2 separate regions of the Homo sapiens genome follow, and region 2 is linked to region 1. A link is an interaction called in ENCODE POLR2A ChIA-PET data of the cell type or tissue named here. Cell type or tissue: Panc1. All regions are shown on one strand. Each heading gives the region's core, and the rest is flanking DNA. Links, peaks and the distances in the headings are about the cores only. Region 1 overlaps TANC2 (tetratricopeptide repeat, ankyrin repeat and coiled-coil containing 2). Region 2 overlaps TANC2 (tetratricopeptide repeat, ankyrin repeat and coiled-coil containing 2).

The links. ChIA-PET counts read pairs that join two places held together with the same protein. Peaks named below come from ENCODE experiments on the same cell type or tissue, not always from the same donor. Only the 100,000 strongest peaks of a DNase experiment are listed, where the experiment ranks them.
Region 2: POLR2A ChIA-PET joins it to region 1 with 13 read pairs; 2 of 35 experiments call an interaction of 5 or more read pairs at or near these places.

Annotation. Positions count from the first base shown.
Region 1 is chr17:63,320,251-63,336,840 of GRCh38, reverse strand. All of the region lies in intron 11 of TANC2 (tetratricopeptide repeat, ankyrin repeat and coiled-coil containing 2), which reads right to left. It also overlaps the pseudogene DENRP3. Among named protein-coding and RNA genes, the nearest start is that of CYB561, 120 kb to the left of the region's middle. In Panc1, for the core only: no CTCF peak of the experiment used is centred there; no DNase peak of the experiment used is centred there.
Region 2 is chr17:63,240,207-63,256,796 of GRCh38, reverse strand. The region is part of intron 8 of TANC2 (tetratricopeptide repeat, ankyrin repeat and coiled-coil containing 2); the gene reads right to left. Among named protein-coding and RNA genes, the nearest start is that of CYB561, 200 kb to the left of the region's middle. In Panc1, for the core only: no CTCF peak of the experiment used is centred there; no DNase peak of the experiment used is centred there; H3K27ac peaks cover 580 bases.

The sequences.
Region 1 (16,590 bases), core at 4,018-12,017:
CAGGTAAAACCTTTCTCCTTGGCGAATTCTTGTCTTTCAAAGTAACTTGTTTAAATTTCATTTTTTAGCTATGTCTTTCTTACATTATTTTTTTCATTTCAACTTTTCCTTCTGTTAAATTCCTAAACTTTTTCTTAAAACAATTTCATCCACAGCATATCTGATATGAGCAGAGTTGCATTATTTCTTTGGAGGAAGATAGCAAGTAAGTTTTAGGTTACTCTTGTGAGGGAAGAAAGAAAAGGGCAGGCCTGTGGGCTATATACAGAAAGAAAAGACTAGAAGTCAATACAGCCTTGTGTATAAAATCTCTTGATTTAATGCTGTATATAAAAAATGATAAAACTAGTCATAAACTTCATCAAAGGGACTGAGTGGCAGCAAAAATGTCACGCTTGCGTTGAGTCACAGGCCTTCACTCTCCATAGACCATTTTCTACTTCAAATGAAGGATCAGTGACAGAATTAAGCTAATCTCACATAAAGTGAAGGCAGCTTTGAATATCTGAAATTTGTTTGGAAATAAAATTCTAATTTCCATACTGACTGGCATTTGTATCACTTAAACTAATATTGCAGCTGTCACACGCTTACTCTCCATGTTCCTTTTCATTACTCCTTCTGTGAATGTCTTCTTCCTCACTACCACCCGATTGATTTCCTAATCAGCAAAACCCTTCCAACTCTAAAGTTTGATTTTTAATATTTTTGGGACTTGGTGGCTCACCATAAATAACAACTCTCTCTTCCTTTTCTCTTAGTCCCTCAATTCTGATTCTAATCCTCATGCTGGGACTAGATGCTAAGAATAGATCCCAGGCTAGAGTTCTGCCTCAGTAATTTTCCAGCTTGGAGCCCTACCATTTTTTTTTTTGGCAGTAGGACTTTTATTTATTTTTTAATTTTTTACTTTGAACTAACTTTAGACTTACAGAAATGTTGCAAAAGTAGTACACAGACTTTCTATTTATCCCTCATCCAGCTTCCCTTATTATTAACATCTTACATAACCATAGCAAAATTATCAAAACCAGGAAATTAACATTGGCAATACTATTACCTATAGACATTATTCAAATTTTACAGTTTTTCCACTATGTCTTTTCCTGTTCCTGGATTCTATCCAGGACCCCATACTGTATTTAGTTATTTTTCTTTAGTCTTCTGGAGTCTGTAAGAGATCCTTAGTCTTTGTCTTCTATTTCCTTGACACTTTTTTTTTTTTTTTGAGAAAGAGTCTCGCACTGTTGCCTGGGCTAGAGTGCAATGGTGCGATCTCGGCTCACTGCAACCTCCGCCTCCCAGGTTCACGTGATTCTCCTGTCTCAACCTCCTGAGTAGCTGGGATTACAGGTGCACACCACCATGCCCGGCTAATTTTTCTGTATTTTTAGTAGAGGTGGGGTTTCACTATATTGGCCAGGCTGGTCTCGAACTCCTGACCTTGTGATCTGCCCACCTCGGCCTCCCAAAGTGTTGGGATTACAGGCATGAGCCACCGTGCCCGGCCATCTTGACACTTTTGAAGGGTACTGATCAGTTATTTTGTTGAATGACTCTCATTTTGGGTTTGTCTGATGTTTTCTCATGATGTAACTGAGAATTTTTGTCAAGAATACCAGAAAAAGAGTGTTTTATCCCTCTTTGTGGATCATATCACAGGGTTCATGATAGTGATGTTTTTCTACTGGTGGTAGAGTTTGGATATTTGTCCCTGCCCAAATCTCAGACTGAAATGTAATTCCCAATGTTGGAGATGCAGCCTGGAGGGAGGTGTTTGGGTCATGGGGGCAGATCCCTCAAGGCTTGGTGCTGTCCTCACCACAGTGAGTGAGTTCTCACAAGATCTGGTCATTTAAAAGTGTGTAGCACCTCCCCAACCCACCTCCTGCTCTGCTCTGGCCATGTGATGTGCCTGCTAGCATCTCACCTTCCACCATGAATGAAAGCTCCCCAAGGCCTCCTCAGAAGCTGGACACATGCCATGCTCATACAGCCTGCAGGACTATTCAATCAAACCTCTTTTCTTTAGAAATTACCCAGTCTCATTTCTTTATAGCAATGCAAGAATGGCCTAACACAACTGGTAATGTTGCCCTTGATCACTTTGTTAAGGTTCTGCTAGGTTCTTCTACTATCATCTTTCCCTTTGTAGTTAATAAATATCTTAAGGGAGATGTTTGAGGCTATGCAAATCCTGTTTCTCCTTAAACTTTTGCCCATTAATTTTAGTATCTATCAGTGGATCTTGTCTGCAGCAGTATTTCCTGAGTGTTTGCCTAATAGTGATTTTCTATTCCCCTCTTTGTTTCTTTCTACATTTATTAATTAGAATCCTATTGGAAGAAAGAGTTCTCCCTTATCTCCCATTTATTTATTTATTATTGATTTAATAAGTATGGGCTTATTTTATCCTATTGGTTATAATTCAATACTATATTAATTTTGTTGCTCAATTTGTTCCAGCTTTAGTCACTAGGATTTCCTTCAGGTTGACTGCTGTGTTATTTCAAGAAGCCTCTATCTTTTTTTGAGCAAGTTCTTGCTTTTTGGCACCAAAAGATGTTCTAGACTTATTTTGTATTTTCCCTGCCTCTGGGATCATCTACTTCTCTAAAAAGCCTCTGTTCTTTTTATTGGAGAATGATATTAAGAAAAAAGATGTGGACACCAGTTGTGATTATTGTATTGATGTGTCATTGTTTTTGGGTTCTCACTGAACAGAGCTAAGAAATACAAGTACGTATAAAGGCATACCTTGGAGATACTGTGGGTTTTGTTCCAGGTCACCAAAATAAAACAAACAGAGCAATAAGGTGAGTCACTCAATTTTTTTGATTTCCCTGTGCATATAAAAGTTATGTTTACACTATAATCTATTAAGTGTGCAATAGCATTATGTCTAAAAACATGTACATACCCTAATTTAAAAATACTTTATTGTTAAAAATGCTAATGATCACATGAGCCTCCAGTGAATCCTCTTTTTGCTTGTGTAGGGGGGTCTTCCCTCGATGTTGATGGCTGCTGACTGATTAGGGTGGTGATTGCTGAAGGATGGGTGACTGTGGCAACTGCTTAAAATAAGACAATAAAGTTTGCTGCATTAATTGGCTCTTCCTTTCATGAAAGATTTCTCTGTAGTATGTGATACTCTTTGATAGGATTTTACCCATAGGAGAACTTCTTTCAAAGCTGGAGTTAATCCTCTCAAACCCTGGCACTACTTTATCAACGAAGTATATGTAATATTCTAAATCCCTTATTGTTATTTTTACAATGCTCACAGCATCTTTACCAAGTACAGATTCCATCTTAAGAAACCATTTTCTTTGCTCTTCCATAGGAAGCAACCCCACATCCATTCAAGTTTTATCAAGAGATGATAGCAATTCAGTCACATCTTCAGGCTCCACTTACAATTCTAGTCCTCTTATTATTTCTGCCATATCTGCAGTTACTTCCTCCACTGAAGTCTTGAACCTCTCTCAAGGTCATCCATTATGGTTAAAATTAATTTCTTCCAAACTCCTAGTAATGTTAATATTGACCTCCTATGAATCATAGATGTTCTTAATGGCATCTAGAATGGTGAATCTTTTCCAGATGAAAATCTTGAAAATCCTTTTCAATTTACTTTGCCCAGATCCATCAGAACAATCATTATCTATGGGAGTTCTAGCCTCATGAAAAGTATTTCTTAAGTTACAAGACTTAAAAGTCAAAATTACTCCTTGATCCAAGGCCTAAAGAATGTTGTGTTAGCAGACATGACAACAATAATAATCTCCTTGTATGTCACCATCAGAGCTCTTAGGTGACTAGATGTATTGTCCATGAGGAGTAGTATTTTGAAAGTTATCTTTTTTTCTGTGTAGATCTCAATAGTGGGCTTAAAATAATCAGTAAACCATGCTGTAAACAGATGTGCTATCATCCAGGTTTTGTTGCTTCATTTACAGAGCACAGGTAGAGTAGATTTAGCATCATTCTTAAGGGCCCTAGAATTTTTGGAATGGTAAATGAACATTGGCTTTAACTGAAAGTCACCAGCTACATTAGTCCCTAACAAGAGTGTCAGCCTGTCTTTTGAGGCTCTCAAGGCAGGCATTGACTTCTCTCTAGCTATGAAAGTCCTAGGTGGCACCAGCTACCCACAGAAGGCTATTCTGTCTACATTAAGAATCTATCATTGCTCTCGGGTGGCCCTGGCCAGGGAAGACAAGCTGTATGTCACTTCAACTGGCCATAGTGGTAGAAGTAGAGGCAGCGGGGCCTGTGTGACCACCTGGGTTTGTGAAATGGCTGCTGGCATTTCTAAATCCAGTGGGGCTGATTGCAAAGGAGGCCCAAGGAACAGTGCCAAGTTAGATGCTGATTACTCACTTTGAGTCCTTTATTGCAGAGTCTGTTCATTACCAACAGGGTACTGTGAATATATGCCTGTTGTTGCTAAATGAAATGAATTTGAAAAACTTACTGTAGAAAATTCACCCAATCAAGAAGTGGAATTAGTAAGGGTCAAGGAATAGCAGGGGAAGGGGAGAAGAAAAAACAGAAGAGAGGTGGAAGGGGTCAAATAAAACCAAAAAAGGAGACTGTACCATAAAAGGTTATTATAGCCAAAATTCCCAGAGCAAAGAAGAAATATGTAAAAACAGTGTGTGGCTTTGCAACTTTTGAAGTTGATCTTAAAGAAGCACAAAGATTTTTCTGCTCAAAAATTCTCCTGTGGTACCTCGGTAACAGGGGAGGATGAAATTATTCAGGAAGACTCTACAGATGGCATAATTGATATCATTCAGAAAAAACAGCCAGAGGTGGATGATGACAGCATCGAAGATCTTGAAGAAGTAAATATGTAGTTTTGAAAATACGTCTGTATTTAACGGCTGGAACTGAGAGTTGATACCGCCAAATGGAGAGAAGTCTTTTAAATATAAATAAATACACACACACACACACACACACACACACACACACAGACACACACACACACACACACTCTTATCTTACAGTAAAACTGTAGGCTTCATTCTTGGCGTTTTCACTGTTCTGTACAAGGTTGTTTGGTTTTTTATTGCCAAAGTCAAATAAATAGGAGAGATTGTCTACGTATGAAATAGAATTTAGACAAAAAATTCTGGTCATTTGCTACTGACTTTTCCCTCTCTTCTTAATTCTTTTTGAAAAACCCAGATCTTTTTGTGGGAAGCATTTCTGTTGATTATTTTACTGATCTAATGCTGAGTGATTTTTAAAAAGCATTCCAATTTGGCTTCCTCACCAGTAATACGAAGAAGAATACCTTGCTTCTTTGACATGACAGTTTAGAGATGGATGAGAATCTAATAGATTTGTGGTTGAATTTGCTTCACTGTTATCAAGTCCACTTCGTGGGCACAATAACATACTGTTGGTGGGATTTGTTCAAGCTATTCTGGAAATTATTTGGTAAAGTACACTAAAAGCCTTTAGACCATTTGCACTGTTTATACTAGTAAGCCACTTCTTTGACATCATTCTAAAGAAATAATCAGTCTTGCATAAAACTTATGAATGAAGGTATGGATCACAATGTTATTTATATATCAAAAAGTTGCAAATAATATAAACAATTAGGAAATAAATGGTTAAAGAAGTGATAATGCATCATGTGGTAGAATATTATGCATGTGTTTAAAAACCATATTTTCTAAGAATATTTGGAAACACACTTGGCAATGTCAAGTAGGGGCACACCCCAGATACATTATTATTTTTTGGGATGGAGTTTCACTCTTGTTGCCCAGGCTGGAGTGCAATGGTGTCATCTCGGCTCACTGCAACCTCTGCCTCCCGGGTTCAAGCAATTCTCCTGCCTCAGCCTCCCAAGTAGCTGGGATTACAGGCATGCGCCATCATGCCTGGCTAATTTTTGTATTTTTAGTAGAGATGGGGTTTCACCATGTTGACCAGGCTGGTCTCGAACTCCTGACCTCAGGTTATCCACCCACCTCGGCCTCTCAAAGTGCTAGGATTACAGGCAGGAGCCACCGCGCTCCGCCTACATTTTAGATATTTATTATCATCATTGTTCTCAGTGGAAGTCCATTCAGAGAGGCTAGAGGCTCTTGTTGTGGCTATAAATTATGTGAGTAAAATTCTGCTAACCAATTAAAAATAATATATACCCATGTTTAACAGTCTGGAAAACAGCAATTAAAACATATCTTTCTTATAAAAGAACGGACACTTTTAATGAATGCATTAGATGAATTATATTTTAAGTCAGGTGCTGCAAATCAAAAAGATGACTTGTATTTTAAATTGGTATGGTCACCTTTAAGAATTTGGAACCCACGAAACCATTGTTTATTGTCATGCAAATTATGATCCTGAATAAATTTTTTTTTTAAAATAAAGTCTCAGAAAATATGTAATAAAGATGTAAAGTAAAACAATGAAAAAAAAGGAAAATCTATGGTTTAAGTGTAGCCACTTTCATCAATTATCTTAGCTGGATCTTCTGGATAACTTGCTACAGCTCGTGTATCAGCACGTACTGCTTCACCTTGCACTTTTATGTTATGGAGATGGCTTCTTTCCTTAAACCTCATGAATCAACCTCTGTTACCTTCAAACTCTTTTTCTGAAGCTTCCTCACCTCTCTCAGCCTTCATAGAATTGAAGAGAGTTAGGGCCTTACTCTGGATTAGGCTTTGGCTTATAGAAAATTTTGTGGCTGGTTTGATTTTCTAACTAGACCACTAAAATTTTCTCTGTATCAGCAAAAAGCTTGTTTTGCTTTCTTACTGTTCATGTGTTCACTAAAGCAGCACTTTTAATTTCCTTCAAGAACTTTTCCCTTATACTCAAAACTTGATTACTTGCTTGGTGCAAGAGGCCTAGCTTTCAGCCTATTTTGGGTTTTTGACATGCCTTCCTCACTAAATTTAATTGTTTCTAGCTTTTGATTTAATGTGAGAGATGTGCAGTTCTTCTTTTTACTTGAACACTTGGAGGCCATTATGATGTTATTCATTGGCCTAATTTCAATATTGTGTCTCAGAGAATAGGGAGGCCCAAGGAGACAGAGATGGGGGAATGGCTGGTCAGTAGAGTCATCGGAACACATAAAACATTTATTAAATTTGCTGTCTTCATGGTATCTGAAACCAATTACAATGGTAACATCAAAGACTACTGATCGCAGATTACCATAACAAATATAGTAATAATTAAAAAGTTTGAAATATTGCAAGCATTACCAAATGTGACATGGAGACATGAAGCAAACACATGCTCTCAGAAAAATGGTGTTGACAGGCGTGCTCCAGTATGAGAGTGTCTGTTTTCCCACAGCCTTGACAACAGAATAGTTTTTAAATTGTCATGTTTTAAAATTTTTGCTAGTTGATAGGTAAAAAACTGGTATCTCAGTATTGATTTAGTTTGCATTTCTTTAGTTATGAGTTTGAACATGTTTCAAAATGTTTCAAGGCCATTTTAATCTTTTTTGTGAGTTGTCTGTTTATTTTTTTCCCATTTTTTCATCATGTTTTGGTCTTTTCCTCAATTTTAAAGAGTTCTTTAAATATAAGAGATATTAACTCTTTATCTGTAGTATATGCTATAATTTTTCTTAAAATTTTTATTGATTCATTAAAAAAATAATAAATCTATCATGCTGACATCTAAGAATATGTTTTATGAAAATAACTATTTTTCAAAGCAAACATTTCAGAAAGTGGCACTGTGTAAATTTTTGCAATAGACTCCCAAATCTGCCTCTGCATTCAGTATGCTCCAAGAAACTGTTTTGGATTCAAGTACAAGACGAAATGCCAGTCATATGTTGGAGAAGGGAAGGTGGATGTTTTTCTTTGATACTATGCTAAAAGTTGACAAGTGGTAGATTTTTAAATTATTATGTTTGATTGACTAATCATAATTGCATACATTTATGGGGTACAATGTGATGTTTTGATATATGTATATAATGTGGAATGATGAAACCAAGCTAATTGACATGTATCACCTCCCTATTGTATCATTTTTTATGGTGAAACACTTAAAAGTTAGTTATTTTGAAATATATTATTGTAGTTGCCCTGCTTTGTAACAGATCTTAAAACTTATTCTTCCTATCTATCTGAAAATTTGTACAAGGGAGAAGTTGTTGATCACCTGTGATCAACAACTTCTCCCATTCCTTCCTTCTTCACACTCCCAGTCTCTGGTAACTATCTTTCTACTGTTTACTTCTATGAGTTTAACTTTTTTAGATTCCACATATAAGAAAGATCATGCAGTATTTGTCTTTCTGTTTCTGGCTTATTTAACTTAGCATAATGTCCTTCAGTTTTATCCCTATTCTTGCAAAAGACAGGATTTCCTTCTTTTTAAAGGCTAAGTAGTATTCTATTATACAAACACACACACACAATGAATACACACACACACACACACACACACACACACATATACACATACACATACCATGTTTTAAAATTCTGTTTTTCTTCCAACTTTTATTTTAGGTTCAGAAAGTACATGGGCAGGTTTGTTAATGGGTAAATTGCTTGGGGTTTGGTGTACAGATGACTGTCACCCACAGTGAGCATAGTACCCGACAGGTAGTATCCTCACCTTCCTCCTACTTTCCACCCTCAAGTGAGCCCCAGTGTCTGTTATTCTCTTTCTTGTGTCCATGTGTACTCAATGTTTAGCTCCCATTTATTAGCAAGAACATGCAGTATTTGGTATTCTGTTCCTGTATCAATTTGCTAAGCATGATGGCCTCCGGCTGCATCCATGTTGCTGTAAAAACCAAACACCGCATGTTCTCACTCATAGGTGGGAATTGAACAATGAGAACACATGGACACAGGAAGGGGAACATCACACTCTGGAGACTGTTGTGAGGTGGGGGGAGTGGGGAGGGATAGCATTAGCAGTTATACCTAATGCTAAATGATGAGTTAATGGGTGCAGCACACCAGCATGGCACATGTATACATATGTAACTAACCTGCACATTGTGCACATGTACCCTAAAACTTAAAGTATAATAAAAAAAACCATGAATGATTTCATTCTTTTTTTTTAATGGCTGCACAGTATTCCATGGTGTATATGTACCACATTTTCTTTATCCAGGCCACCACTGATAGGCATCTAGGTTGATTCCATGGCTTTGCTATTGTGAAAAGTGCTGCGATGAACACATGGACACATGTCTTTATATTTATATATAGAACAATTTATATTTCTTTGGGTATATACCCAGTAATGGGATTGTTGGGTTCAACAGTAACTCTGTTTTAAGTTCTTTGAGAAATTTCCAAACTGCTTTTTTAAAAAAATAACACACTTAAAGAATCCATTCAGCTTGGTTCCATATCTTGGCTACTGCAAATGATGCTGCAATGAACATGGGCGTGTGGCTATCCCTTTGACATTGATTTCAGTTTCTTTGCATATATACTTGGAAGCAGGATTACTGGATCATATGATAGCTCTATTTTTAGTTTTTTGAGGAACCTCCATGCTGTTTTCCATAATGGCTGTACTAATTTACATTCCCACCAACAACGTAAAGAGTGCCCTTTTCTCCACATCCTTGCCAACACTTATCTTTCGTCTTTTTGGCAAAAGCCATTCTAATTGGTGTGAGATGATATCTCAATGTGGTTTTAATTTGCATTTCCTTAATGATTAGTTATGCTGAGCATTTTTTCATGTACCTGCTGGCCACATGTATGCCTTCTTTTGAGAAATGTCTGTTCAGGTCCTTTGCCCATTTTTTTAATCAGGTTGTTTTTTGCCATTGAATTGTCTGAGTTCCTTTTATATTTTAGATATTAACTCCTTATCAGATGTATGGTTTTCAAAGATTTTCTCCCCTTCTGTGAATTGTCTCCTCACTTTGTTAACTGTTTCCTTTGCTGTGCAAAAGGTTTTTAGTTTACATGTCATTCCATTTGTCTATTTTTCCTTTTGTTGCCTGTACTTTTGAGCTCTTTTGTCAATATTTTCTCTCAGTTTATCAGTTGTCTTTTGACTTTGTTTCTGGTATTTTTTGGTCATGCAACATTAGAAGTTTTTTTTTTGTTGTTGTTGTTGTTGTTTTTGACAGTCTCACTCTATCACCCAGGCTGGAGTGCAGTGGCATGATTGTGGCTCACTGCAGCCCATACCTCTTGGGCTCAAGCAATCCTTCCACCTCAGCACCCTGAGTAGCTGGGACTATAAGCACTTGTCATTACGCTCAGCTAATTTTTTTTTTCTTCATAGAAACAGGGTCTCACTATGTTGCCCAGGCTGGTAAAATTTTTTCACGTGGCCAAATTTGTCAATCTTTTCTTCTATTCCTCTAGCTTTAGATCCTAGAAAGCCTTTCTCTTCACCAAGGTTAAAGAGAAAGTTACTAAGTTTTCTTCCATTAGTTGCATGGTTTCATTTTTAAATATTTAGATCCTTAATCCATTTGCTTATTCTTGTGCATGGTGTGAGATATGAGTTATCTATATGGTTATTTAGTTGTCTCAGCCCATTTAATTAAAAAGTCCACCTTTATCCCAATGATCTGAAATACTGCCTTCATCATACACTAAGTGTCCACATGTCCTTGGGTCTAATTCTGAACTTTTTATTCTATTCCACTTGTCTATTCACATACTAGAAACACACCGTTTTGATTTAGGCTTTACAGTATGCCTCAATGGCTCGTAGTCAGAGCCCTGTTGTTTAATTAGCTGTAGCTGAGATCAGGATAATGTTTATCTTTGTTATAATTCTAGATCTAAACAGCTGTATCCTGTATATTGCTACTATTCAATTATACATTACTGATTACTTGAGCCAAAGGAGGTTAGGGCCGATAACAAATACAAATTTTAAAGAAAAGCGGCTAATTTATTTAGTTCATCTGGAATTCCTAGAGATGCTGATCTGGCACACATAAACAGTCTAAGTACATTCAATCTACAGTTTATGAAACTTTGTCTTAGAGGATTGGTGGAATTCCAGATTCTCAAACAAGATTCATTCCCGGAACACATGAATCTGATTCTGAATTGACCTTATAAATTGGTTGGGAACCACTATCATGTATAAGTACCCAGCTGAATACTCCAAGATTTCCTAATAGAAAACACTAACATTTTCATTCATTCACAAATATTAATTGAACTTCCATTGTATATCAGGCACTGTGCTAGGTTTTAAAGCTATAATAATGAGTAATATAGCTATGACCCCTGTCTGCCCTCCACAGTTTAGCAGGAAACAGAGGCAATTAAACAAGTAATAATAATAGTGTGATAGAAGAGAGGAAACATAGGGTGCTAGGGCAACACACAGCTGGGGCACCTTAAGGTAATTTAGGAGAGCCAGAGAAAGCTTTTTTAGAAGAAGCAATATTTAAGCTGAGACATGAAGAAGGACAAGGGGTGAACCAAGGTGTGGTAGTTTTCCAGGCAGGGGAAAAAAGTATGCAAAGGCCCTAAGGCAAGACATAGCTTTTTACTTTCAAGGAACTGAAATCAATTTTAGTGTGGCTAGCATATAAGTGAGTGGGGAATGGTGGAAGATAGGGCATGGCGAGGTTTTCCACTGGCAGTGGTTTTGCTCCCCAGGAAACATTTGGCAATTTCTGGAGACGTTTCTGGTTGTCTTAATTAGAGGTTGAGGGAGTGCTACTGGTAGCACAGAGGTCAAGGTCACTTCTTCTAAATATCCTATAGTAGACAGGACAACATCCGCCTTGCCCCTGCCCGCCCCCCGCCCCCCACCCCACACAAAGAATTATGTAGTCTAAAATAACCGGTCCTGGGAAAAGCAGAGGTCCTTTCATTACAATTTTTATGATATTTTAAGAAGGGAGTTTGGATTTCATTCAAGGGCAAGGAGGAGCTATTTGATGGCTTTAAGTAGCAAAAAACAAATGTTTTAGAAAGATTACTCAGTACAGAGAATTGACTAGAATTTCTTCATTCAAATATTTATGTGCCATGCATTGTGTAGGAGCTGGGGATATGGTGGTGAACATTTAAACACTGACCCATTCTAGTGGAAGAGGTAGAAAATAAAAACAACATAGAAATTAACAATAAACAACAAGGCTGTTTTCCCATATTCAGTGTTCCAAATGTAGATGAAATCTGGGTCTGACAGTAAAACGTCAGTGTTAATTTTTAGAGAAGAAAAGCCCTAGACAAATTTTATAAAACATCATCTATGGGGTATGTGTTGTTTAGTTTGGATCTCATTTCTACTAAATGAAAATATTTTTAAAAATAATCACTACAACACAAATAAAATCTTATTCTTCATTATTGTTTTTCATTTTCTGTGTATGTATGTGTGTGTGTGTGCATGTTTCTGGCTTACATTTCCATATTATGTTCAAAATGCTCAATATTAAAGGATTACTGAAATGACTACTTCTTTGGCTGACAGCTTTAATAGTGACTGCAACAATTTCAGGAACCATGATCATTTGACACCCCCTGGTATAGTACAGAACTTGTCTCTTGGCAAGGATGACATTTACTTTTTTTCTTACATAGATTTCCTTGGGAAAAAAAACCTTTGCTTTTTGTATCTCTGTGACACTTCCTAAAATTAGCTGTTTTCTCTAATGAACTCATTTCAGATATGTTAGCTTCTTAATCTAAGGACTGTCAGTGACAACTTGCTTAATGTGTTGGGAGATTCTAGTTGCATAAAAACCTTTTTTGAAGAAGAATTTTAGGTCAGCAAAATGACTGAAAGTACATCTTCATTATAATTTTCTTGCTGTGAAGCCACCTTAAATGATGGATGGATTTTTCGAAATAACACTAAACTAAATTCCTTCCTGTCACACTAGAGAAGCAGCTTCGTGCAGTGGTTAAGAGTATAGACTTTGCCTGCCTCAGTTTAAATCTTGACTCAGTCATGTACTAGCTTATGGTCTCAAGCAAGTTATTTAACCTCAGAGCCTCTATTTCCTCATTTGTAAAATGGGGATAACCATAGTATTCACATTACAGGGGAGGATACTGACTCTGAATCCTCACTTCGTTATTTATTAACAGTATGACTTTGAAAAAATTAATCACTGAAGTCACTGTTTCTTCATCTGTAAAATGAGATAATGATGTACCTCATAGGGTTAAGGTAAAAATGAAGAAATGATATAGCAAATATAAGGTAAATAGCACTAAGCCCATAACACACATTAAGCCTTCCATAAAGGGAGGCCAACTTCTCCTTGTCTCGTGAATTTTGTGTGTATTACCACAGGGGCACAACAGATTCAAAACCTAGAGAAATCTCTGTTGGAGTTAAATTCACATATCCAGGAAAGGCCCTGAATGAGATCTCCCTGTCCCTCTACTGTGATTATGCTTTAGAAGAAATATGTAATGTTAAGTGGAGACACGCTCGAGAGATGCCAACCTATCAAAATCTTTGCTTCAAATGGAAAGTATTTCTTCAATAAATGAAATAGTTCTAAAGTTGTGACAAAAACTCTCCAGTGTTCTCAGTTAACTAGATGCACAAGAAAGAGCAAGAATGTTATGAAATACCAATGATAATTACTGACATACAAAGAAATGACACCAAGAATATGTCAAATTGAGAGATTTTTCAAGAACACTTTAAATTTTCATGTTAGTCTACCTCATCAAAACATTAACTAATTTGAAAATCCTATTTAAAAGATAATTTCTGCTTACTGGTTTGCTATAGGTGAGCAGCAAGATTGCAGGCTTCTGCTCTATGCGTCTACAGAACACTTTTGTGTAGCTGAACTGTAACACGTAGCACAATAACTGGGATAACATTCAGTTTTAAGCTAAGTGGCTACTTCTGATACAATGTTATAAGCTGAACAGGATTCCATGTCTAGGTGCAACTAGATTAATTTATATTTTGCTTAAGGAAGACACAATCATGAAATTTAACATGTAATCATGCCTCAAATAAGTATAAACAGTAGCCACTAATTTCCTACTTATGACATGTAATGTTTTCCAAATATTGAACATGAACATCTTGGGACTTCTCTTGATGAGAGAAAGAATAAGATGTAAGAAAGTGAGGAGAATTAATTCTCTGTGATCTTAGCACTTATCATCTTCTGACATACTATATATGTATTTGTTTATTGTCTTTCTCTCATGAGAATGTGGACTGTATAACAGCAGGAATTGTGTCTGTTTTGTTCACTGATTTATCTTCAGTCCTGGACTATAGGTCCTTCAAATGTATATCTAAACTGAATAACTGAATGACTGAATAACTGAAGTGCTGGAAGCACTTTAACATCTGTGTATTTCTAAGATAGATATTAGTCTGTTCTTTTTTTTTGAGACGTAGTCTTGCTCTGTCGCCCAGGCTGGAGTGCAGTGGTGCGATCTCAGCTCACTGCAAGCTCCACCTCCCAGGTTCACGCCATTCTCCTGCCTCAGCCTCCCGAGTAGCTGGGACTACAGGCGCCCGCCACCACGCCCGGCTAATTTTTTGTATTTTTAGTAGAGACGGGGCTTCACCATGTTAGCCAGGATGGTCTCGATCTCCTGACCTTGTGGTCCGCCCGCCTCGGCCTCCCAAAGTGCTGGGATTACAGGGATTCTAACTGTTCTAAAGAAGAGGATAGAGACCGTTTACACAGGAGATATTTAGAAAAAAACAGAGATGTCTTTTAAAGCTACAATGACTTCGCAATGAATTGACGGAAATCTCAGATTTTGCAGAAGCCCATTTATAGATGAGGATGTACTACTGAGTAGGAATAATTAATAATGTATCTGGGAAAACATGCTGTTTCTGGCTTGGAGCTGGAGTGTATTTCTATGAAAAATTTGAACCTTACAATATTACAGACCATCTGTAAAACTTCCACAAAGCATAGGAATTAGAAACACCAGGTACTGTGGAAGAGAAGGGTGAAGGGACCTGAAAACACAGAATTTATATGAAGTTTATGTAAGAAGTTAGATCCCCAGATTCCCATCCCTGCCCTGCCCAGCCAGGTGACTACCTTCCCCAACACCCACAGGAAAGAGAACTAGAGAAATTAAACAAGAGAGAATCTAGACTTAGGGACACCACACATTGAGCAAGGTAGAGATCAGGTGCAGGACTGAAAACAAGGGGCTTAAATAAATGTCTGATAGTGAACAGTGAAGCTCCAGCCCTCTTTTCCTGCCCAGCTCCAAAATGCTGGCACCCAAGACATATACTCTCCAGTCAGAAGACTGGAGGATTCTTTGCTAGAGAATTTGAACAGCCCAGGAAAAAAACTTAGGAATACTGACTTTTGGGCATTTCAAAAAAAGGGCGGATCATCTTAATGTTCTATGGTCAAGCTCTCTACACACACAAGCTTCTAATCAGTTTTTTCAGTGCCTAAGTAAAGAATACATTGCGTCCATAAAACAAGAACAGGATGCTATAAAAAGAAGGAGACAGCTGGAGAAAAGGAAGAACTGTTACACATTAAAACTATGAGAGCAAAAATAAATTTTTTGTAAAAGGATTGGAAAGTAATGTTGAAGAAATCTCTCAAAGGTGGATTAAAAAACCAAAAAACAAAAGTATAGAAAACAGAAAAGTTAAGAAAATGAGAGTATCATACCAGTATAGGAAATTTAATTTTTTTTTTTTTGAGATGGAGTCTCACTCTGTTGCCCAGGCTAAAGTGCAGTGGCGCAATCTTGGCTAGCTGCAACCTCCACCTCCTGGGTTCAAGGGATTCTCCTACCTCAGCTTCCTGAGTAGCTGGGACTACAGGCACATGCTACCACACCTGGCTAATTTTTGTATTTTTTTGGAGATGGGGCTTTGCCATGTTGGTCAGGCTGGTCTCAAACTCCTGACCTCAGATGATCCACCCACCTTGGCTTCCCAAAGTGCTGGGATTATAGGCATGAGCCACTGCGCCCAGCCAGAAATCTAATTTTTTATTAATACGAGTTGTAGAAAGAGAAAATAGAGGAAATGGTGGTGAGGAAATCATCATACATAATACAAAAGCATTACTCAGAATTAAAGAATATTTCCAGGGCTTGCTAGGTACCAACAGAATAAATGAAAAAGACTCAAGAACAATGGTGATAAAAAGGATTCTAAAAGCATTTGGAGAGAAAACAAGGTATATATAAAGGATTAGGAATAAGAATAGTATCAGAGTATTTAGTAGCAATATTGGAAGCTCAAGACAATGGAGCAATGCCTTCAAAATTGAGAAAAAATAATTTTTACCCTAGAATGATATACTGTGTCAAACAAATAAGCAAGTATAAGCATAGAATAATGATGCTTTTAGAAACAGTAAGTATCAAAAAATTTATGTCCTATGCATTTTTTGTTAGGAAGCTACTGGAAGATATGCTCCACCAAAATGAAGAATAAAATCGAGAAAGAATATGACATGAGATGAAACACAAAAGAGGAGGGACAGGAACTCCCAGGAGAACAAGGTGGTAAGCCTTCAGAGTGTCCTAGGTCCAGACTGAGCTCGATGGAGGGCTCTAGGACGGAGGCCTCCAGGGTAAAAAATGTAACTTGTAAGTGTGGAAAACTGTACTGACAGAAATTTTACAAAACTACATT
Region 2 (16,590 bases), core at 4,643-12,642, 81 kb after region 1:
ACACTGGAGCACCCAAATACATATGCACCTAACACTGGAGCACCCAATTATTATTAGAGCTAAAGAGATAGACAGATTTGAATACAATAATAGCTGGAGACCTCAACACCCCACTGTCAGCATTGGACAGATCATCCAGACAGAAAATCAAAAGAAACATTCGACTTAATCTGCATTATAGACCAAATGGATCTAATAGATATTTACAGAACATTTCATCCAATGGCTGCAGAATAGACATTCTTCTTTTCAGCACATGGATCATTCTCAAGGGCAGACCATATGTTAGGTCACAGACCAAGTACTAAAGAATTAAAAAAAATCATATGAATTAACTTCTATGACCACAATGGAATAAAACTAGACATGAGTAACAAGAGGAACTCTGGATACTATACAAACACATGGAAATTAAACAATATGCTCCTCATGATCAGTGGGTCAATGAAGAAGTTAAGAAGGAAATTAACAGATTTCTTGAAACAAATTAAAATGGAAACAGAACTAGTATGGAACACCTATAGGATACAGTGAAAGCAGTATTAAGAGGAAAATTTACAGCAATAAGTGCCTACATAAAAAAGGTAGAGGCCAGGAGCAGTGGCTCATGCCTGTAATCCTAGCACTTTGGGAGGCCGAGGCAGGTGGATCACTTGAGGTCAGGAGTTTATGAGACCAGCCTGGCCAACATGGTGAAACCCTGCCTCTACTAAAAATACAAAAATTAGCCAGGCGTGGTGGTGGGCATTTGTAATCCCAGCTACTCCGGAGGCTAAGGCAGGAGAATCGCTTGAACCTGGGGGAAAGAGGTTGCAATGAGCTGGGATCACACCACTGCACTCCAGCCAGGGCAACAGAGTGAGACTGTCTCAAAAAAAAAAAAAAAAAAAAAAGAAAAGTCAAATAAACAACTTAATGATGCTTCTTAAAGAACAAAGTAAACAGTAAACTAAACCCAAACTTAGTAGAAGGAAAGAAATAAAGATTAGAGCAGAAATAAATGAAATTGAAACAAAAAATACAAAAGATCAATGAAATGAAAAGTTTTTTTTGGAGAAGATAAAATTGACAAACTTTTAGCCAGACTAAGAAAAAAAGAGAGAAGACCCAAATAAATTGAAATCAGAGATGAAAACGACATTACAACTGATACCACAGAAATTCAAAGGATCATTAGAGACTACTATGAGCAACTATATACCAATCAATTGGAAAACCTTGAAGAAATGGATAAATTCCTCAACATACACAACTTACCAAGACTGAACTATGAAGAAATGCAAAACTTGAATAGACAAAGTAATGAGATCAAAACCATAATAAAAAGTCTCCCAGCAAAGAAAAGCCCAGGATCCAATGGCATCACCGCTGGATTCTACCAAACATTTAAAAAAGAACTACTGCCGGCCGGGCGCGGTGGCTCACGCCTGTAATCCCAGCACTTTGGGAGGCCGAGGCAGGCGGATCACAAACAAGGTCAGGAGATCAAGACCATCCTAACATGGTGAAACCTCGTCTCTACTAAAAATACAAAAAATTAGCCGGGCGCCTGTAGTCCTAGCTGCTCGGGAGGCTGAGGCAGGAGAATGGTGTGAACCCGGGAGGTGGAGCTTGCAGTGAGCCGAGATAGTGCCACTGCACTCCAGCCTGGGGGACAGAGTGAGACTTCGTCTCAAAAATAAATAAATAAAAATAAATAAATAAATAAATAAATAAATAAATAAATAAATAAATAAAAAATAACTATTCCCAATCCTACTCAAACTATTCAAAAAAGTAGAGGAGGAGAGTATTTCCAAACTCATTCTATGATTCTAGATTACACTGATTCTAAAACCAAATGAAGACCCATGAAAACAAGAAAACCACAGGCCAATATTCCTGATGAACACTGATGCAAAAATCCTCAACAAAATACTAGCAAAACAAATTCAACAACACATTAAAAAGATCATTCACCATGACCAAGTGGGATTTAACCCAGGGATGCAAGGATGGTTCAACACACACAAATCAATCAATGTGCTACACCATATCAATAGAATGAAGGACAAAAATAATACAATCATTTCAATTCATGCTGAAAAAGCATTTGCTAAAGTTCAACATCCCTTCATGATAAAAATCCTAAAAAAACTGGGTACAGAAGGAACATACCTAAACACAATAAAAGACATATACGACAGACTCATAGCTAGTATCATACTGAATGGGGAAAAACTAAAAGCCTTTCCTCCAAGAACTAGAACAAGACAAGGATGCCCACTTTCACAACTGTTATTCAACATAGTTCTGGAAGTCCCAGCTAGAGCAATCAGACAAGAGAAAGAAATATAGGGCATCCAAACTGGAAAGGAAGAAGTCAAATTATTTTTGTTTGCAGATGATATGATCTTATATTTTAAAAAACCCAAAGATTTTACAAAAAAACAGAACTAATAAACAAATTCAGTAAAGTAGCAGGATACAAAATCAACATTCAAAACACAGTAGCATTTCTATGTGCCAACAGCCACCAAGATGAAAAAGAAATCAAGAAAGTAATCTCATTTATGATAGCCACAAATAAAATAACTAGGAATACATTTAAGTAGAATAGTGAAAGATCTCTACAACTAAAAAACAATAATGTAAGAAATTAAAGAGGACACAAAGGAAGGGAAAGACATTTCATGTTCATTGACTGGAATCAATCAATATTATTAAAATGTCCATACTACCAAAAGCAATCTACAGATTCAAAGCAATCCTATCAAAATAATAATCACATTCTTTATAGAAATAGAAAAACTAATCCTAAAATTTATATGAAACCACAAAAGACCCCAAATAGCCAAAGCCATCCCAAGCAGCAGGCACAGTGCTCATGCTTGTAATCCCAGCACTTTGGGAGACCGAGGCAGGCTGACTGCTTGAGCCCAGGAGTTTGAGACCAGCCTGCATAACATGGTGAAAACCTGTCTCTACCAAAAACAACAACAACAACAACAAAAACCCTCAAACCAAAAATTAGTTGGGTGTGGGTGGCACACACCTATAGTTCCAGCTACTCGAGGTCTGAGGTGGGAGAATCACTTGAAGTTGAGGTCCAGGGAGGTCAAAGCTGCAGTGAGCCATAATTGTGCCACTGCATTCCAGCCTGGGTGACAGAGCGAGATCCTATGTCAAAAAAACCCAAAACCAAAAATCAAATAAAAATGGATTAAAAACTTAAGTTTAAGACCCCAAACTATGAAACTGTTAAAGTAAAACACTGAAGAAATTTTTCAGAACCCTGGTCTGGGCAAAGGTTTCTTCGGTAATACCCTAAAAGGGCAGGCAGCCCAAACAAAAATGAACAAATAGGATCATATCAAGTTAAAAAGCTTTGTACAAGGGAGGAAACAATCAACAAAGTGAAGAGACAACCCACAGAATGGGAGAAAATATGTGCAAACTATCCATCTGTCAAGGGATTAATAAGCAGAATGTATAAGGAGCTCAAATAACTCTATAGGAAAAAAATCTAGTAACACAATTTTAAAATGGGCAAAAATAGACATTTCTCACAAGACATACAAATGGCAAACAGGCATATGAAAAGGTGCTAAACATCACTGACATCAGAGAAATGCAAATCAAAACTTCAGCGAGATATTATCAAATGGCTTTTATCCAAGAGACAAGCAATAATGAATGCTGGCAAAGATGTGGAGAAAAGGGAACCCTTGTTCACTGTCAGTAGGAATGTAAATTAGGTCAGCCACTATGGAAAATGGTACAGAGGTTACTCAAAAAATTGAAAATAGTACTACTATATGATCCACTGCTAGGTATATACCCCAAAGAAGGAAAATTAGTATCTGCAGTTCCATGTTTGTTGCAGCACTATTCAGGATAGCCAAGATTTGGAAGAAACCTAAGTGTCCATCAACAGAAGACTGGGTAATTGCACCACTGCACTCCAGCCTGGGCAACAGAGCGAGACTCCTTCCAAAAAAACCAAAACACAACAAAACAAAAAACAGACGACTAGGTAAAAAAAAATGTGGTACATACACACAATGAAGTACTATTCAGACATAAAAAAGAGTAAGATCCTGTCATTGCCAGCAACATGGATAGAACCAGAGGTCATTATGTTAAGTGAAATAAGCCAGGCACAGAAAGACAAACTTTGTATGTTCTCAGTCATATGTGAGAGCTAAAAATTAAAATAACTGAACTCATGGAGACAGAGAGTAGAATGATGGTTACCAGAGGCTGGGAAGGGTCGCTGGGGTGGGGGTAGTGGGGATGGTCAAAAGGTACAAAAATATAGTTTGACAGAATGAATAAGATCTAGTATTTGACAGCAAAACAGGGTGGGCTATAGTCAACAATAATTTTGTACAACAAAATGTACAATATTGTACATTTAAAAATAACTAAAAGAGAATAGTTGGAACGTTTGCAACAAAAATAATCAATGCTTGAGGTGATGGTTATGCCATTTACTCTGATGTGATTATTACATATTGTATGCCTGTATCAAAATATCTCACCCACCCTATAAATATATACATATACTATGACCCATAAAAATTAAAAAGAAAGAAGCCTAATACAGATATATTTTTAAAAAATTATACTCATCTAATATTTTAAAGATTAAACTATGAGAGATCTTATACTGTGGAGTACATATTCCAATTAAATAATAGTCATGTAATTCATTTTAATTTTTGTATCAAAAAATCTTCTGGCAAGTACTTTTAGCCACAGGTTTAGTTTCTCACGTTTAACTTCTTATATTTAAATAAAAGCTGGTGGTTTGTAAAATATCAATGTTTAGTGTGGTTTTAACAAGTTAAGCTAATCTTTACTATTGAAATACCTAGGAAGATGAACATCACTATTCTATCGCCTTGATTTATTTCACAAAACCAAGAAATATAGTAAATATGCTTTGGCATGAGCACATTTCTCAATTTCAGACAAATGACACTAGAAGAAAAAGACAAATATTGCCATCACTGAACTGAGTGAATAGTTCATTCCTTCAAAAATCCAAATAGAAGTACAATGACCTTAAAAAAAAGCAGCGATATTCAATATCAAATGCAATAGCTCTGGGGTCCTGATGTTGGGCTTAGACAGCTTTCCAATCAGTAAATGGGGAACTATGGCTTTAATCTGGGACTACAATAAAATTATGGTTGGTGTTATCTGAATCTATCATTTTCCACTGCCTTTTTTTCTTATTAATCATTGTCCCTAGTCCTCTTTTAGTTTCTCTTTGCTTCATCATTTTCAAAATTCTTCTCCTTTCAAATAGATTATTTAAAGGCATATGAGACAAATATTGGAAAGATCAGCCAGGAGACACAAACTTCTGTTAGGTGTTTCCCTTTGTTCTTCTAGTTGTACCTAGTTGTACTCTTCCTCACAGTCATTTGGATCTTTTCCATTTGTATATCATTTTCTGATAAAAAGGCTTGGTCAAACTGCGTCAAACTTATCTTTCCCTTTGCCAAAACTTTGCTTAGGCTGCACTTTCCTTGCTTTCCTAATCAATCTCCCAGTCAGAATTAATTGGTTCTCCTTCTCAGCAACCACATAAATATATACTGCTGTTTAGAATTTGTGTTATTCAGGTAGGTGTTTACATGTCTGCCTTCCTTCACTGATTGTAGTAGGTTCTTGAGAACAAGAAAGAAATGCCCAATTCATCTTTCATTACTCTACCACTTCAGAGTAAATCAGAGTGCCCTGCACATGATACTCAATGTAGAACTAAATTCCAGACTGGTCCTACTTAGATTTCATAATCCGTTTGGCACGATCCTCCTCCTCCTCACTGTTTTGCTTTCTTAATGCTTAACAGATATCACTAAAATAATATGCTTAGCTTCAACAACGTTTCTATTATCTTCCTTCAGATATTCATGATCCCCCTTTTCCTTTTTTCCATAGCATACACCACCTTCTAGCATAGTATATAAATTACTTATAAATTACCAGCCTGGGTAACATTACTTACTAACATTACTTTTCCCAGCAATAATGTAAACTACATGAGAATGGGAATCTTTGTTTTGTTTATTAATGATGATACTTAAGTGCTTTGAACAGTGCCTGGCATATAGTACCTGCTCAATAAATACTTGTCTAATGAACGAATAACCATTATTATATGCACATTTCATGTTTCAGCTACATTTAACAATGAGCAAACAACAACTTAACTTTTGTCTTACTGGGTTATTTTGAAGGAGTTGGCTATAGCAACAATGCCTTGTACATCATCATCTCATACAAACACCAATGACGGCTCTATAGGGACACATACGTTCCTACCTTATAGCGCTAGTCTTACTACGCAATTGTACTGCAAAAATTTTTGAGATAGTTCTGTCAGATTAAATTAACATTATATTGGGAAGATATTAGGTTGGAGGATTGCTTGAGCCCAGGGATCGAGACCAATCTGGGCAACACTGTGAGACCCTGCCTCATTCATTCATTCATAAATAAATAAATAAATAAATAAATACTATAATATTTAACTAACACTTTCCAGATACAAGTATAAGACATAATCAGGTGAGTTCAGATGAATGGAGAAAGCAGAAAAACAAATCTATAACAAAATTTTTATGTAAAGAGAAAAAGCTTTAAAAAGTAAATCCACAAAGTTTGTCATTTAAAAGACTTGTTTTGAGAAGGAACAGGGAAAAGAAAAAAAGAACAGCTTTTTTTTAGATTTCATCAGGTTGTAACAGCTGAGGACAACTCAGCATTTAACTGACATGCATTTTTGAAGTTAAAATAATTTAAATACACTACAAGTGGGCAGAAGAAATCTAACAGACATTTGGTATACAACATTTTAGAGATAACTCTATACTGAGTTTGGAAGACAGTTTGAATTGTTTCTTCTTATATCAGTTGCCACTAATGCAAACAGATTATAGTAGTAAAATTGTCACTCTAGCTGACTTGAGCAAGGAACCTGGAATGACACTGTATGTTTGCTCCTGCCTGGGCAAGAAGCCATTCTGCTGTCCTTATACCCTTGATACATAAAGCCAACGTTCTGACTGCTGAAAAGCCCATTTTTGATTTTTGCAAAATCTCTATTAAAAGTTTCTGATTGGGTTTGCTTAAATCCCCCTAGATTCCCGTTCTGTATTTACCTGATTCTTAAGATCCTTTTCTTAGGAAAACATGAAGCTCCAAGCATTAACATGTAGATGGCCAGAGTTTATATTTTAGCTGACTTCTGTTGTTTGTATGTTTCCTTGATAGACCTCTCATTCTCACACAAAGCACTGACGACAGCTGTTGCAAGCAAACATTTCCTGCTTCCCACATCCCTCTAATTCACTGCCAATCTCATTTTTGGACATCAAGGATGACCGTAGACTGCCTACTCTGATAATTTCTGCCATGCAACCACAAGTCCACAAGAGTCTTCTACTTCCTTCCAACACACAGGCTTAAAAACAAATATGCAATAGCAATTTACATTTTGAAAACAAAACACATTGTTAAATCTTTTTAATATTTTAGAATTTTAATTTAAAGGTGTATGAACAGCTAAGTTTATATTCAGAAAACTGAGCTACTCCAGAAAATTCCGAGCCTTAATATTGCAGACTGCCAAAACTCAACTTTAATCACTTTATCATTTGAGTTAAAAGTTTTCATGTTTTCAGCAAACAGTACTATCCTCATATGTGGAACATGGAGTGTTAATTGTTTTATCTATTTTAACTATGAACTTCACTAGTTGGAGTCTTTATGTTTTTAAAAGTATGCAGCTGAATCTATTTGACCAACGTATTAGTCAAACTTCTATTTTAATACTGTAAATAAAATACACGATTTTAAAAATTTTCACTATATATATTTCTTCCATTTATGTCATATGTAAGTTAAAAGCTTAGAAAAATATTTTTAAAAATAATTCACCATAAATATTTGCATACATGCTGACTCCATTCTCCCCACAAAAGTGTCACAAAAGCCACAAGTCATTTCTGTTCTTTTTAAAATCAAGAATCTTGGCATTATGGAACAATATATATAGTTTTATTCATTACAGTTCAATCCAGTAGCAGCCTCAAGGATTTTAAATAATCCCCTAAAAATTTCCTGGTCATGCCAGAAGATGTGGTCCTAAAAAGATGCTAAGGAGCTTAGGCAATAGAAGGTGATCCTCTTCCCAAATTGGGGAGAAATCTGTATCATGGCAAGGACCATTTAAACAATTATTAACCCAGGTTTTTAAAAGTTACTCAAATGATATTTTTCACATTATTATTCAACATCATTTGGTCTCTAAAATAAATAATTATATTAGTCACACAGAAATTAAGTTTAAAAAAGATGAGAAGTTTAAAAGTTGGATCTGAATAAGGCTTTTTATTACTGGCATTCATCATTCCCATCCCCATCCTGCCCTTGACGTTCAGATGCTTAGAACAATTTAATAAGTGTGAATATACTTTTTTTTCCTATTTCAAGCTCACTTCATATTTGAAATCCTCAATTATTCCTGTTCACCAGAGATTTAGCATCGGAGTCTCCCCAGTTTAGGGAACCACTTCTATGTACCCATTAGAAAGGAAAGGAAAGTATGTGTATCTAGAGCTAAATGAAAAGAGCAGACCCTCCTGAGACGAGAAAATTTAATTTAAAAATGGTTTAGATACGTAATCATTTAAGCTACCAGAGGTTGTGGTTTTATCAAATATTTACATACATTATACATTTAGCAGGGCAATTCCCTGTGAAAGTAATTTTATTTCTCTACGTTCTGGAAAAATTTTCAATCTACAATCTACTAAGTGTTGAAAATAACTGAGTCATTTGGTTTATAGCTTCCTTTTCTGCCTCTTTCTGAGCATCCTGAAACCATGGTTTCCAGATACAAAAAACAACCTAATACAAACTATTCCCTGACATATGACTTGCCCTGTAGGCCAAAGTAGGTCTGTTTGTATTATGTTCAACACTGACAAGAAATAATTTTCTGATGAAGTATTTTGTTCAACACAGTCAATATGTACTACTCCAGTAGCATATAATCTTGTTCTCCAGGACAGAGCTATCTGATCTCTGATGGTATATTTACCTTTTACCCTTCCTTTAAGGATGAGTGATAAGTACTGCTTAAGAATCTAAAGCACTCTGCTAGCCAGAAAGACTAACATTATGGGAAGACAATTGTGGTAAATAAAAAAATCATTCACAATTAAGGTCTAGTCTACAGATGTAACAATTAAGGTCTAGTCTACAGATGTAACAATTTAGGATGATGTAATTGTTTCTATTTTTTTTTTAACATGAGTAGGGGAAGAGGAGGGACAAGAGGGAAAAAATATTAAGTATTTCAGGAAGTATTTTCCAATACTTGAGTTAAAACAAACCCCAATGTCGTAAAGAAATCAGTTTTATAATACATGATATAAACAGTATGTTTTCTATTAAAAAGATAAAGAGGAAAGTGACATGAAAAACATGGTCTATCAGAAAAAAAATTGACAAATTGACCTCACCAAAATTTGACATTTTTATATTTCCTAATATACCAGTAAGAAAACAAAAAGACAAGCAACAGACTGAAGTATTTGCAAATACATGTCTGATGTGACTTGTATCCAGAATATACAACAAGTTCGTACAAATCCAAAGAAAATAACCCAATATGAAAATGTGCTAAAGTTTGAATAGATATTTCACTAAAGAATAAATGAATAGATAACAATACACAAAATAAGCTCAACATTAGCAGTCATTAGGAAAATGCAAATTAAAACCTCATGAGATATCATTTCACACCAGCTAAAGGTAAGACAGTAACAAAGGAGATGTAGAGAAACAGGAATCCTTGTACACTGCCGGTGGGAATGCAAAACAGTACAGCTACTTTTAGAAAAACATTTTTGCATTTCTTAAAAAGTTAAATATAAGCTTACCATAAGATTCAGCAATTCTACTCCTAGGTATCTATCTATCCAAGAGAAATGAAAACATATGTCTACCCAAACACTTGCAAACAAATGTTCACAGCAGCACTATTCACAATAGACCAAAATTGGAAACAATGTCTATCAAATGGTAAATGAATAGACATAATATGGTACAGTCATACAGTGGAATCCTACTTGAAATAAAAAGGAAGAAACTACTGATATATATACGTCATAAACCTCAAAAACATTATGCTGAGTGAAAGAAGCCAGATACAAGAGACGACATACCATATGACTCCATTTATGTGACATTTCCAGAAAATACAAATATATAGACTCTGTCAATTAGTGGTTGCCTGGGAACTGGGAGAGGGAATGGGATTAATGTTAAATAGATGCAGAAATCTTTCTGAGGTAATGAAAATGTCCTAAAGCTGATTCATGGTGAGGGTTACACAACTTGCTACATTTACTAAACATTACTGAATTGTACACTTGAAATGGGTGAATTTTATAATATATAAAATAAGACTCAATATACTTGTTTTTAAAAAAATTTTTTTAAAAATCCACACACAGACTGCTGCTTTAGAAAAAAAAACAAAAAAAAAAGTTCTGGCCAGTTTGGGTACTCATCTTAGGTTTATATACTCAATAAAATGAAACATTTTAAATAAATTATCTATTTGTTGTAGTTATTAGGTTTTATTAAGCAACACTAAAATAGATAATTCAGACAAAGATCTTGTTATGTTTCCTAGGACTGCTATTTCTATACCAAAGAAAAGAGAAAATCCTTCTGCAGAGACAACAGGCCTACATACATATAATTTTTTTTTTTTTTTTGAGACAGCGTCTCACTCTGTATCCCAGGCTGGAGTGCACTGGTGCAATCTTGGCTCACTGCAACCTCCGCCTCCCAGGTTCAAGCAATTCATGTGCCTCAGTCTCCTGAGCAGCTGGGATTACAGGTGCACGCTACCATGCACAGGTAATTTTTTTTTTTTTTTTTTGATAAGGAGTCCCGCCTTGTTGCCCAGGCTGGAGTGCAGTGGCACGATCTCAGCTCACTGCAACCTCCACCTCCCGGGTTCAAGGGATTCTCTGTGCCTCAGCCTCCCGAGTAGCTGGGATTACAGGCCCCTGCCACCACGCCCAGCTAAGTTTTTGTATTTTTAGTAGAGACGGAGTTTCACCATGTTGGCCAGGCTGGTCTTGAACTCCTGACCTCGTGATTCGTCTGCCTCAGCCTCTCAACGTGCTGGGATTACAGGTGTCAGCCACTGCACCTGGCCAATTTTTGTATTTTTAGTAGAGACGGGGTTTCACCATGTTGTTCAGGCTGGTCTCGAACTCCTGACCTCAAGTGATCCACCCACCTTGTCCTCCCAAAGTGCTGAGATTACAGGTGTAAGCCACTGTGCCCTGCCACATTTTATATATTTTAAAAACTGGTATGATTTACATATATAGAGTATATAAATCTTTGGTGTATAGCTTAATTATTTTTATACATGTGAGAGTCTTCAAAAAGTTCATTGAAATGCATCTTATGAAAAAACTATGGATGAATTTCAAAAATTTTTTGCATCAAAATAAATTCATACTAACTTATTATAAGATGTCTGAACAGGATATAGTTTGAGGCATTAAGAACAAGACATTAGTGTGAAAAAAGCCCTCATCAGAGCAACATGAATTCTGCTAAAATTGAAGCAAGGATAAACAGCAAAGTTATGGTGAAGCCTGGGTGGAAGAATAGTAAAATCACTGATTTTTACAAAACATTTATGGAGACTGTTATTAGTCCATTTTCACACTGCTAATAAAGACGTACCCTAGACTGGGTAATTTACACAGGAGAAGAGGTTTAATGTACTCACAGTTCCACATGGCTGGGGGCCTCACAATCATGGCAGAAGGCAAGGAGGAGCAAGTCACCTCTTACATGACATACTCCCCTTTATAAAACCATGAGAAATCAAGAGATTTATTCGCTATCATGAGAACAGCACAGGAAAGACCTGCCTCCATGATTCAATTACCTCCCACTGGGTCCCTCCCACAACACTTGGGAATTGTGGGAGCTATGATTCAAAATGAGTTTTGGGTGGGGACACAGCCAAATCATATCAGAGACAATACGCTAAAGAAATCGGCGGTTTACAAATGGATAACTTGTTTTAAGAAGGGATGAGACAGTGTTGAAGCCTGCAGTGGCAGACCATCCACAAAAATTCATCTTGTTTGTATCCCAATTGAAAAGGACAAATGATAACAGCACAAACAAGAGCCAACATGACAGATGTCTCAATGGGTTCTGCTTTCACAATTATGACTGAAAAATTAAAATGGGGGCAAACTTTCCACTAAATGGGTGCCAAAACCATTGTCCCCAGATCAGCTGCAGAAAAGAGAAATGCTTTCAATGAAAATTTAAAACAAAATGAGTAGGATTCGGATCCTGGAGCATTTCTTTGAAGAATGGTAATGGGATGAAACATGGCTTTACCAGTACAATCCTGAAGACAAAGCACAACCAAAGCAAGGGCTACCAAGAGGTGGAAATAGTCCAGTCACAGCAAAAGTGGACTAGTCAAGAGCAAGCATCATGGCAACAGTTTTCTGGGGTGATCAAGACATTTTGCTTGTTGACTTTCTGGAGGACCAAAAATGACCCGCCTGCTTACTATGAAAGTGTTTTGAGCAAGCCAAAGCTTGAGCAGAAAAACACCTAGGAAAGCTCCACCAGAGAATCCTTTTCCACCACAATGATACTCCTGCTCATTCCTCTCATCAAACAAAGGCAATTTTGCAAGTTTAGATGGGAAATCCATCTTACAGTCTTGATTTGGCTCTGACTTTTTTGTTTCTTAATATTAAAATCTGTAAAAGGCATGCATTTTTCTTCAGTTTATAATGTAAAAAAGACTTAATTGACATGGTTAAATTCCCAGGACACTCAGTTCTTTAGGGATGAACTAAATGGCTGGTATCATCACTTACAAAGGTGTCTTGAACTTGATGGAACTTATGTTGAGAAATAAAGTTTATATTTTTTATTTGTATCTTTTAAGTATGTTTTCCATGGACTTTTTGAAGTCTTCTCATGAGTATAAATCCATGTAACTACCATCCAGACCAAGATACAGAAAGCTCCCTTAGTCAATAATCCTACCAAAGGTAACCATTACTTTAGTTCTATAATTATAGAAGTGTGATCATTTTGTTTCTATGAACTTTATATCAATGTACATACTTTATACAGAAGGCACTCTTTTGAGTCTTCTTTTGTTCAATATCACATCTGTGAAATATATTCACGATGTTGTAACAGTAGTGTGTTCTTTTTCATTGCTGCATACAATTTATCAGTTCCACTGTTGATGGACATGTGAATGGTTTTCAGTTTTTAGATATTATGAATAAAACTGATAAAACTTTATTTTATCTGTCTTCTCATAAACAAAAGCACTCATTTCTCATGGACATTCTATTCAGAAATGGAATTGTGAGGTTTTAGATAACATGCATATATAGCTTTATATACCTTTAATACATCTTGTCAAACAACTTTACAAAATGGAGTACCAACTTATTAACATACTCCCACCATCAATGTATAATTTCAATTGCAGCATTTCCTTGTGTTGCTTGCCATTGCCATTTCTTTTAATTTTGTGGGTTTGGGTATAGCGATATCTCACTGTCAAGAATTGTGAAGAATCTGTAAACTAACAAGCTTGGATGCTGGAAAAAGATATGAAACTTTGGGTCGGAGATCAAAGACAGTTTTTTACTCAGAGCAATAGCAGTAGCCAGAGGATCAACATTGTGCCACTTTCCTGAGCCCTAATTCCCACAGGGCACCTGTACTTGTAGATGGTCGCAGTATAACAGAGGCAATCTATGCCTACAGATTAGTTTGCATTTTCTAGGATTTTATACAAATGGAATCATATAGCATATATTTTTTTAATCTGGCTTCTTTCAAATAGAATAATTATTTTGAGATTCATGTATGTTGCTGTGGTATCCATAATTCATTTCCCTCTGTAGCTGAGTAGAATTTCACTGTATGGATACACAATTGTTTATCCATTCACCTGTTGATGGGCATCTGGGATGCTCAGTTACTGGCTACTACAAATAAAACTGTGATGATTATGTATATATTTTTAAGAACATATGCTTTCATTTCTTTTGAATGAATCCCACTCATTTTTGACCTCATATCTCTCTTACATATATTATAATTAAATGCAATCATCCCTTGGTATCTGCAGGGAATTAGCTCCAGAACCCCTGGAGCTATCTGCAATAGGATACCGCAATCTGCAAATGCTCAAGTCCCTTTTAGTTGGCCATCCATATCCATGGATATGGAACCACAGATACAGAGGATCATGTATAGGTATATATGATTATATATCACATACAGATATTATAATGTTTTATATATATAGATATATTTTAAAGAATCAGAAATATTAACCTTTGGAGAGAGATATTAGGTGTAGAGAGGAGAGTGGCTTTTACTTTTCCTTCTGTATTTTTTGTTTACAATAGTATTAGCCTCACAGACACTGAGAGGAAAAGCTTATCGGGCTTTTATAGGAGTACAGGAGTCTTAGACATCTCATAAGCTCACAGTTAGCATTTTTTTGGGTAAAATAATGAATCTCAAGAGATATGTCTGTTTAAGAAGAGCAAAGTAATTCTACATTCTTTTCAATAAACTAAAAAGAAGTCAAGAGAAAATGAGAACGAATATATTAAGAGACTTCTCCACCACCAAAATGAAAATTCCTAAGTTTGGAAATGAGGGCTCTAGACTCAAGCAGGTGACCAATTTACTATTAGGCACTGTCTATGCACCACACTGATGATGAGTCTAGCTAAATGCATATTACAAAAACTTAAAACTTAAGGGTCAATTTCAGCTTTTTTGTCTCTTTCAAATCCGTTTAGTGTCTTTGCTATCTTGTATCAGTATAGCTGAGTAACAATGTCCTCTCACGGAATTTTTACACATTTCTGATGCTCTATGTAATTCATGAAGTCATGTGAAACACATCATGAAACTTTCATAAAGTCTAAAACAGTTTCTGTCCCTATGCACAGCTAACACTGTATATGACCTGTATAGCCGAGATGCATCGCCGAGGGGTGACTTGAATCCAACGCCAGGGTAAGATTTTAGAATGAACGTTGGGATTGCCCTTTTTATACAGGCTTTGTAGGCCACTACAATGTTAACTGTATAGCTTATGATCTCTGTTCCAACAACTGAACTCTGTTGTGGTAGAGCAAAGTAGCCATAAATAAATAAATGAGTGTGGTTTTGCTGCTATGAAACTTTATTTACAAAAATAGAGTGTGCCAAACTTGGCCCATGGGCCCTGGTTTGCTGACTGCTCTCTTAGAGAAACAGAAATCTCTTAAAATCTCCATTTTTTTCCCCAATACCATTACACTGCTAATTGAATAAGGGCTTCTGATTAACCACTGAAAAATATATATTGCCAGTTGTTAGCAAATAGTGATAAATGCTGTTTATACATTCCATTATTAAAGAGAACTACAGTTTATAATTTTGGAAGAAAAGAAATTGTGAGATACTAGTAAGTCCAAAACTGTTTTGTAACTGGCTCATACTACCATCTCATATAGAGCTTACTTTCTGTAAATAAGCCCCCACCCCACCTTTTTCTGGGTAATCTCTCCTATGAGAAGACTATATTCTATAGTAAGATGAAGAAAATTATCATTAGATTTACTAACTACATTGTTATTTTTGTTTAAAGCTGATATCACAGATTGGTTGGTTCATGCATATATTCATTCATTAGTTCACTCACTATGGAACCTCTACTGGAGTCTTCTCAGTTGCTAATGTCAAAAAGTTTAGATTGTGACAGTCAGACCAACACATATACACAATAGCTGCACATAACACAAAGTAGACTGTTGCCAACACAAAAAGAGAATGCTTTCTAGAAGAAGAAGCAATTACTTGTGGCTGGGAGATGACTGGAGAAAGTTTCATGAAGGAGGAAGTATTTGAGTTCAGCCTGGGAAGGTGGCTAGGAATTAGATGGAGATAGTTTGGTAGTTGCCTCAAAGCTTATTACTGTCTGGTGGTTAGTTTCATGTGGTCCTGATGGCTTTCTGAGACCAACAGCAAAACATTAAATTAACCAGCTTGCTTGTTCCATTCTCTCTTCCCATAGTCTGTTCAGTTCTGGCACTGCTCTGAAGGTACAGGATACAACTAGAGAGGGAGCACTTGGCTAATAGGGAAGTACAACAGTTCTGGGATACACTTGGGGCTAAGGGAAGCCTGAGGAAGAGCTGAGTCGCTTTTAAACAAATGAGAAGGTCCTTGATTAACACAGTGAAAAAAGGTTCTAAGGGATACACATAAAATATAATGGGGAGTAAGTAGGAAGAAGACAGTAATACACAATGTTGATGTTAAGTAGTGACCAAGACTCATAGCCCTGAATTAACATTGTTCATTCAGACTGACTACATAGTTCCACTCATTGAGACAAAGCTTCTTTGTCTTCTACTAAGTGTTCAGTGCCTTTCTCAAATAATAGAACCAGAATTTTCTTAGAAATCATTGTAGCTTAGTTAGGAAGTA